Linked DNA regions of Homo sapiens: region 2 is linked to region 1. The links are chromatin contacts, found by Hi-C or POLR2A ChIA-PET in ENCODE. All regions are on one chromosome and are shown on one strand. Each heading gives the region's core, a stretch centred on a gene start or an enhancer-like site at or near the end of the contact. The rest is flanking DNA. Distances are from core to core; before and after follow the strand shown. Region 1 has its middle 76 kb from the start of CDC25A. Region 2 has its middle 37 kb from the start of CDC25A.

Region 1 (4,298 bases), core at 667-3,166:
TAGTGATGCATTTCTTAGAACACATCCCTCTTGTTAAGCTAAGTAAAACTGTATTTGGTCTTTATCCCACTTTTCTGGCATACAACTCCTAAAATTATTGGAATTCAGAGTGGTATCTTTTGTACACTATTAAGTTGCCTGGTGGCTGGCAGCCCCTAGGTAGCTTCAGGATGGGGGCTAGTAACAGCGAAGACCAAGGCAGATTAGAGGGTTGTAACTTTTCAGCACCACTCCCCAACCTCCTGGGAGAGGAGAGAGGCTGACAGTTAAGTCGATCACCAATGGTTAATTATTTAATCAACCATGCCTATGTAATGAAGTCTCCATTAAAAATCCAAATGAGGCCAGGCACAGTGGCTCACACCTGTAATCCTAGCGCTTTGAGAGGCAGAGATGGGCAGATCACTAGAGCCCAGACATTCAAGACCAGCCTGGGCAACATGACGAGACCATCTCTCTACAAAAAAAATAAATACAAAAAAAATTAGGCTGGGTGCAGTGGCTCACGCCTGTAATCCCAACACTTTGGGAGGCCAAGGAGGGTAGATCACCTGAGGTCAGGAGTTCGAGACCAGCCTGGTCAACATGGTGAAACCCCATCTCTACTGAAAATATGAAAAATAGCCAGGCGTGGTGGTGCATGCCTATAATCCCAGCTATTCAGGATACTAAACCTTCAACATATGGGATCTGACTCTATCTCTGGGTAGATAGTGCCAGAATTAAACTGAATTGGAGGACATATAGCTGGTGTCCACAGCTGAAGGACTACTTGCTTGGTGTGGGGGGAAAAACTCCCGTACACTGGTCACAGAAGTATTGTTGACTGCTGAGTAAGAGAATAGGAAAAATCACTTGGTTGTTTTTTTTTGTTCCTCCACCTATAATGTCATGTTTGGTGTCAGAAGTGGGATTTACTACACCAGCCCTGCTCATGGAAACATGTAGTTTGGGAAGAAAAAGGATAAAGGGTGGGAGGTGAGGAACTTTTGATTCCTGGGTGGCCGTGTGGTCCCCCATGGTACGAAGTATCAGCTGTGCTACAATCAGTTACAAAAGGTAAAAGTTACCAATAAAATTTAGAGATGGATCCAACTCCCAGGGAGTAGGTTTACCAAATGGATAAAGAAATGCAAACTAGGCTGGGTGCAGTGACTCACGCCTGTAATCCCAGCACTTTGGGAGGCCGAGGCGGGAGAATCACTTGAGGTCAGGATTTCCTCAACACCAGCCTGGGTGACATGGTGAAACCCTGTCTCTAATAAAAATACAAAAATTAGGTCGGGCACGATGGCTCATGCCTGTAATCCCAGCACTTTGGGAGGCTTCAGCAGGCAGATCACCTGAGGCCAGGAGTTTGAGACTAGCCTGACCAACATGGAGAAACCCCAACCCTACTAAAAATACAAAGTTAGCCAGGCGTAGTGGCATGCGCCTGTAATCCCAGGTACTCAGGAGGCTGAGGCAGGAGAATCGCTTGAACCCAGGAGGTGGAGGTTGCGGTGAGCCGAGATTGCACCATTGCACTCCAGCCTGGGCAACAAGAGCAAAACTCTGTCTCAAAACAATGACAACAACAACAACAAAAATACAAAAATTAGCTGGGCATGGTGGTGCGGGCCTGTAGTCCCAGCTACTTGGGAGGCTAAGGTGGGAGGATCACTTAAGCCTGGGAGGTGGAGATTGAAGTGAGCCTAGATTGCACCACTGCACTCCAGCCTGGGTGACAGAATGAGACCATGTCTCAAAACAACAAAAAAGAAATGCAAACTAATAAGAAAAAAACACAAAATTTCAATTCCTTGTTTACTGTTATATATAATAGCTAAAAATGAAAGTAAAAGGGAGTTCTGGGTCAATCTTGATGCTAGACTAAGTTTAGCTTTCAGTTAGTCTGAGCTTTGGCCACAAGCCACAAAGCCTCCCCCAGAAGGGAAAAATTATAGAGAGACAACAGAAAGTACCTCTAAGACCTGTGGTTACCAAAAAGGCAGTCAATGCGGGGAAGCAGCAAAACCAAGATACTGTGAAAACTAGAGGGATAGTATGAAGGAAGCGTTTCATTTTGCAGATTGGTATCATCAGGCTCCTGAGGAGGCTTTACTAAAATGGATTTTGAGAGCAACAAATTTAGGAGCAGTATCTTTGGTTTGAAGTGCTGCAGAGTGAAAGAGCATGTTTGGGTTGATACAGGACCCACAGCTCACTATGGAACAATCACAGATAGCTCTACGACACACAGACACATAGGAGGTTATTCCCAAGGGAACAGCCAGCCTGATGGACTGGATAAAAGCCATGGTAAGGTCTGTTTACCCTGCAAAGGGGGACTGCCTGGCTCCACCTACAAATGCCAAATAGAACACTCAGATGAAGCAGCTGATATACTTCATATGCAAGCCATATGGGACTGGCTTTAGGATAAATGACATATTCACTCACTTAATATTGCCAAGAACCCTTTAATGGGAACCCCAGCCCCCTAAAATAACTATATTGCTGCAAAAGGGAAAGACAATTCGGGAAGCCTTATCAAATGTACTGTCTCAGATTCCCCTCACGAGTCTTTCAGATGCTAATAAAAACACTACGTTAGCCATTGTTTCGGACAAAGCTCCTGCACTAGGCCCCAAAAGACCAGACTAAAAACTAAAATGGGCCGGGCAAGGTGGCTAACGTCTGTAATCCCATCACTTTGGGAGGCTGAGGCTGGCGGATCACCTGAGGTTAGCCGGGCATGGTGGCGGACACCTGTAGTCCCAGCTACTCGGGAAGCTGAGACAGGAGAATTGCTTGAACCCGGGAGGTGGAGGTTGCAGTGAGCCGACACTGCGCCACTGCACTCCATCCTGGGCAACAAAAGTGAGACTCTGTCTCAAAAAAAAAAAAAAGGAAAAAACTAAAATAGAATTACTCATGCTAAAATTATATGTTAAGAAACCAAGCTGTTTACCTGACCTTCTGAGAAATCAGAAGAATGAGAGATAATAGCCAAATTCCAAAACAGGCCAGTTTTATGTAACATGATGATGAAGTTCCCTCTGTGTGTGTTTTTTGTTTTTTTTTTTTTTTAGACAGAGCCTCGCTCTGTTGCCCAGGCTGGAGTGCAGTGGCGCGATCTCAGCTCACTGGAACCCCTTCCTCCCAAATTCAAGCTATTCTCGTGCCTCAGCCTCCTGAGTAGCTGGGGCTACAGGCACGTGCCACCATGCCCAGCTAATTTTTTGTATTTTTAGTAAAGACAGGGTTTCACCATGTTGGCTAGGCTGGTCTTGAACTCCTGACCTCGTGATCCACCCACTTCGGCCTCCCAAAGTGCCGGGATTACAGGCGTGAGCCACCACACCCAGCCCCACAACTCCTTAGCTTAACATGGAGACTCCCTTCTATTGATTTCTGGTCTTTAGATAAACTCTCAAACTCTTTTAACCAATGGCAAATCAGAGACTCTTTGAAGTCCATTTATGACCTAGACTTGGAAACACCCGCCACTTGAAGATGTCCTGCCTTTCCAGACCAAACCAATGTACATCTTACATGTATTGATTGATGTCTTCTGTCTCCCTAAAATGTATAAAACCAGTCTGTAGGCCGGACGCGGTGGCTCACGCCTGTAATCCCAGCACTTTGGGAGGCCGAGGTGGGCGGATCACGAGGTCAGGAGATCGAGATCACCCTGGTTAACACGGTGAAACCCTGTCTCTACTAAAAAAATACAAAAAATTAGCCGGGCATTGTGGTGGGCGCCTGTAGTCCCAGCTACTCGGGAGGCTGAGGAAGGAGAATGGCATGAACCCAGGAGGCAGAGCTTGCAGTGAGCTGAGATTGAGCCACTGCACTCTAGCCTGGGCGACAGAGCGAGACTCCATCTCCAAACAAACAAACAAACAAACAAACAAACAAAAAAACCAGTCTGTGGCCTGACCACTGTAAAAACTAAAGGTTCCTCTTCAAAGACTTTCCTCCCCATTTAATTAGGAATAAATAGTAACTTCTCTTAGAAGCAAAATTTATTCAAAGACCTGTGCTAACATTCTTAAATATCTGCTAGCCATGATAAAGAAATCAATGTACTTTATGTTTTTAGCTTCCAAGGTGTTTTTACCTTTCTTAGCATTCCACAAGTTACTTTCTCCTTCCTTTGTTCTCCTCTACCTTTGCCTCTTTTAAAAAGTTCTAAGTTGCTAGCCAATCAGGACAAATACAGAATGTGAGGTCCCGTTCCAGCCAGTGGAAACCAGACACAGCAGTAGGGTGGATGTGTCAGGTTATAAATGACCCTGTCTCCTTTGTTCAGT
Region 2 (4,298 bases), core at 1,224-3,723, 39 kb after region 1:
AGGCACGTGCCACCAAACCCGGCTAATTTTTGTATTTTTAGTAGAGACAGGGATTCTCCATGTTGGTCAGGTTGGTCTCAAACTCCCGACCTCAGGTGATCCGCCCGTCTCGGCCTCCCAAAGTGCTAGGATTACAGGTGTGAGCCACCGTGCCTGGCCCAGTTGGATCTAATTCTAAACTGTAGTTTATCCCATCGAGTTTTACATTCCTTTTTTCCATACGGAATCTCACTCTGTCGCCCAAGCTGGAGTGCAGTGGCGCGATCTCAGCTCACTGCAACCTCTGCTTCCCAGGTTCAAGTGATTCTCCTGCCTCAGCCTTCCAAGTAGCTGGGATTACAGGCCCCTGCCACCACGCCTGGCTAGTTTTTGTATTTTTAGTAGAGAAAGGGTTTCGTTGTGTTGGCCAGGCTTTTTTTGTTTTGTTTTGTTTTTTGAGACAAAGTGTTGCTCTTGTCGCCCAGGCTGGAGTGCAATGGCGCAATCTCAGCTCACTGCAACCTGCCCCTCCCAGGTTCAAGCAATTCTCCTACCTCAGCCTCCCGAGTAGCTGGGATTACAGGCGCCTGCCATCACGCCTGGCTAAATTTTTGTATTTTTAGTGGAGACAGGGTTTTGCCATGTTGGCGAGGCTGGTCTCGAACTCCTGACCTCAGGCGATCCGCCCACCTCGGCCTCCTAAAGTGCTAGGATTACAGGCATGAGCCACCACGTCCGGTCTATTTTTATTTTTATTTTTGAGATGGAGTCTTGCTCTGTTGCCTAGGCTGGAGTGCCGTGGTGCGAACTCCGCTCACTGCAACCTCCGCCTCCTGGGTCAAGTGATTCTCCTTCTCAGCCTCCCAAGTAGCTGGGATTATAGGCACCTGCCAGCATGCCCTGCTAAATTTTTGTATTTTTAGTGGTGACAGGGTTTCGCTATGTTGGCCAGGCTGGTGTCGAACTCCTGACCTCAGGTCTCCCAAGTGCTGGGATTATAGGCATGAGCCACCGCACCCGGCCTATTTATTTATTTTTATTTTTATTTTTATTTTCGAGACTGGGTCTCACTCTGTCACCCAGGTTGTAGTACAGTGGCACAATCTCGGCTCTCTGCCACCTCCACCTCCCAGACTCAAGCAATCCTCTCACCTCAGCCTCTGGAGTAACTGGGACTACAGGCACACACCACCACACCTGGCTAATTTTTTGTATTTTTTTGTAGAGACAGGTTTTCGCCATGTTGCCTAGGCTGGTCTTGAACTCCTGAGCTCAAGCGATCCATTCACCTAGGCCTCCCAAAGTGCCGGGATTACAGGTGTGAGCCACTGCACCCAGCCGGACAATTATATTATTTATGTTTACAAGAATGAATCAGAGGGCAGATGCATTGGCTCATTCCTATAATCTCGGCACTTTGGGAGGCTGAGGTGGGAGGATCACTTGAGGCCAGGAGATTGAGACCTGTCTGGGCAACATAGGGAGATCTTTGTCTCTACAAAAAAAATTTTAAAAAAACATTAGCTGGGTGTGATGGTGTGCATCTATAGTCCCAGCTACTCAGAGCGAAACCCTATTCCCCATCCCCAACCCTCCTAAAAAGAATAAGTCTGTGGAAGGCTGGGAGCAGTGGCTCATGCCTGTAATCCCAGCACTTTGGGAGGCTGAGGCAGGCGGATCACCTGAGGTCAGGAGTTTGAGACCAGCCTGGACAACATGGTGAAACCCCTGTCTCTACGAAAAATACAAAAATTAGCCAGGAGTGGTGGCAGGTGCCTATAATCCCAGCTACTCAGGAGGCTGAGGCAGGAGCATCGCTTGAACCTGGGAGGCGGAGGTTGTGGTGAGCCGAGATCCTGCTACTGCACTCCAGCCTGGGCAACAAGAGTGAGACTCTGTCTCCAAAAAAGAAAAAAGAGTTCTGTGGAAAAAGAAAGGCATTCCCTGCAGGTGTCAGCAAAGGTAAGGAGGTCCCAAAGAACAGGAATAGTGAGGAGTCCTTGGGGGAGGATGGGGAGGTTGCCCAAGCTCATCCTTTATACTTGAGACCTCTGGTCCAGAGAAGTGAAGTGTTCTGCTCAGTGTCACACCACTGGTCAGGGGCAGACCGGAATCAGAAAGTAGGCCTTATTTCTTCATCAGAGTCTAGGAAGCCGCCAGGGGAAAGAGGCTGTGCTTTAGAAGGTTAAGGCCTATGATCCACCCTGCGTCACCCAAAGTAAACTAGGAAGGAAGTGTAAATAAACCCCACAAAGATCGGACATTTTTCCATGATGACCACATTGATGCATTTATTAAAAATACAAAATGCTAATAATCCAAACCAGCCCTCTTCCCTTTTTTCCCCTTTGGGAGCCCTTGCACTGTGGTGCATGAAACACATGCTTGAACTAGGCCATTGGGAACTGCGGCTTGGACAAGGAACAGCCACAGCTTTTCCTGTACTCAGAGCAGGCAAAGTGCCATTAAATGCAGCTGGAAGCCAGGGCAGGGGAAGGGGTGGGAAGCTCCTGGAGAGCCCCCAGCTCCTCCCAGTTACTGACTGGCTCTGGAGGAGAGGAGCTAGAAGGCCGAGATACCTGAGGAGACAAACCTGGGGCACCACTGCCACCTGATGTCTTCCTATGGCCATTGCAGTGGTCACAGCCCCAAGCCCCGTGGCAGCCTGGCAGCAGAGTGAAACAAGAGGGCAAAGAAAGCCTATCGGTGGAAGTTTTTATTTACCCTTGACGGTGGGTACTCCCAGACAGTGGGTATGTCTGAAATACTTCATATTGAAGAAAGACATCCATATTGAAAAACTAAACAGAAAACATAAATGGAAAATGAATCAACATATACAAAGTAGCCACAGTATGGAGGTGCGGATTTGACTTTGCCTGCGGAAGAGCTGTCCTGCTCTGGCCAGCACTGGAAGGGACTCTGCCTCCTCTGTTCTGGGAGCGTGCAAGCAGGAACTCTGGACTGGGCTTTGCACAACTTCCAGGAGTCATTGCTTAGAAATCAGAATGACCAAGATCTTAAGGTCTTAGAATCATCTAGGTAATCCACCCCCATCCCAGCTGCCAGGTCACAGTCACACAGAGGCTGAGCACGCCCAATGCCATGCCCAATGCCACCCAGTCTTCCCCTGCTGCTGTTTCTGCCTCGCCTCCCTGTCCTTCCCCTACCCTACCCTAGCGTGGGCAGGCTTTGTGTCCCAAGGTCACCAGTGACATATGTCCCACCACAGGCAGCCGAGCTTAACCCTATCACTGAGACCTCCTTGTGGCTGCTCCCTACCCCTCCCTGCCTGGCTTCCTGGCATCCTGCCTCTAACCTCTCTCTCTGCTTCCCTGTCTTCTACATTGGTAGAACTGCCACTTGGATACGTGTGACAACTTGCTGTCACCAGCCTGGATATTTCTCTGGAGCACTCCTCACATTCAACACTTGACCACTCAGGCATCGGGACAGTCACTGCCCAGATCCCCCCGTCCACATAGGAGCTCAGCATGACAGCCCCTCTTTTTTATTTAATTTACTTATTTCAATTTTTATTTTTATAGAGAAGACGTCTTTCTATGTTGCCCAGGCTGGTCTCAAACTCGTGGCCTCAAGTGATCCACCCACGCTGGCCTCCCAAAGTGCTGGGATTACAGGCATGAGCCACTGCACCCGGCCCAGCCCCCTTTTAAAATGTTTTCTTTTGAAATAATTTAAAGCTTACAGAAAAGTTGCAAGAATAGTACAAAGAATTCCCTTATGCCCTTTGCCAAGAGTCATACATTTTAACGTTTTCAAATTTTGCTGCATTTGCTTTCTTCCCTTTGACTCTGTCTACTTCTCTCTCTTACACACACACACACACACACACTTAACCTGTAATATTTCAGTGTATTATTTCCTTAGAACAAGGATGTTCTCATACATAACTGCAGTATAATTATCAAATTCAGGAAACTTAACACTGAGTTACTAATTTTACCTGGTGGGTCACAGTAGCTCATGCCTGTAATCCCAGCACTTTGGGAGGCCGAGGTGGGTGGATCACGAGGTCAGGAGTTCGAGACCAGCCTGACCAAGATGGTGAAACCCCCATCTCTACTAAAAATTTAAAAATTAGCTGGGTGTGGTGGCGGGTACCTGTAGTCCCAGCTACTCAGGGGGCTGAGGGAGGAGAATGGCTTGAGCACAGGAGGCGGAGGTTGCAGTGAGCCAAGATCGTGCCACTGCAGTCCAGCCTGGCCAACAGAGCGAGTCTGTGTCTCAAAATAATAATAATAATAATAATTTTACCTAATTAAAGTTCATATTTCAATGTAGTCAAATGTTCCAAA

Evidence for each region. A loop is a pair of places that touch in the nucleus more often than their neighbours do. ChIA-PET counts read pairs that join two places held with the same protein, here RNA polymerase II (POLR2A). Pooled maps may share reads with other maps.
Region 2: a pooled map shows a loop between it and region 1 (6-fold over the local background). The contact joins two enhancer-like sites. A Hi-C loop is called at or near these places in 6 of 37 single-sample maps with no recorded cell type and 8 of 50 pooled maps. POLR2A ChIA-PET finds 5 or more read pairs at or near these places in 8 of 52 experiments (A673, HEK293, K562 and 5 more).

The regions. Positions count from the first base shown.
Region 1 is chr3:48,110,720-48,115,017 of GRCh38, forward strand. No RefSeq gene overlaps it. Among named protein-coding and RNA genes, the nearest start is that of CDC25A, 76 kb to the right of the region's middle. RefSeq lists enhancers at 2,674-3,175, 3,176-3,675. Within about 2 kb of position 1,917, at least 4 of the 41 ENCODE cell types and tissues checked have a DNase peak (open chromatin) inside an H3K27ac peak, as active enhancers do.
Region 2 is chr3:48,149,103-48,153,400 of GRCh38, forward strand. No RefSeq gene overlaps it. Among named protein-coding and RNA genes, the nearest start is that of CDC25A, 37 kb to the right of the region's middle. Within about 2 kb of position 2,474, at least 21 of the 41 ENCODE cell types and tissues checked have a DNase peak (open chromatin) inside an H3K27ac peak, as active enhancers do.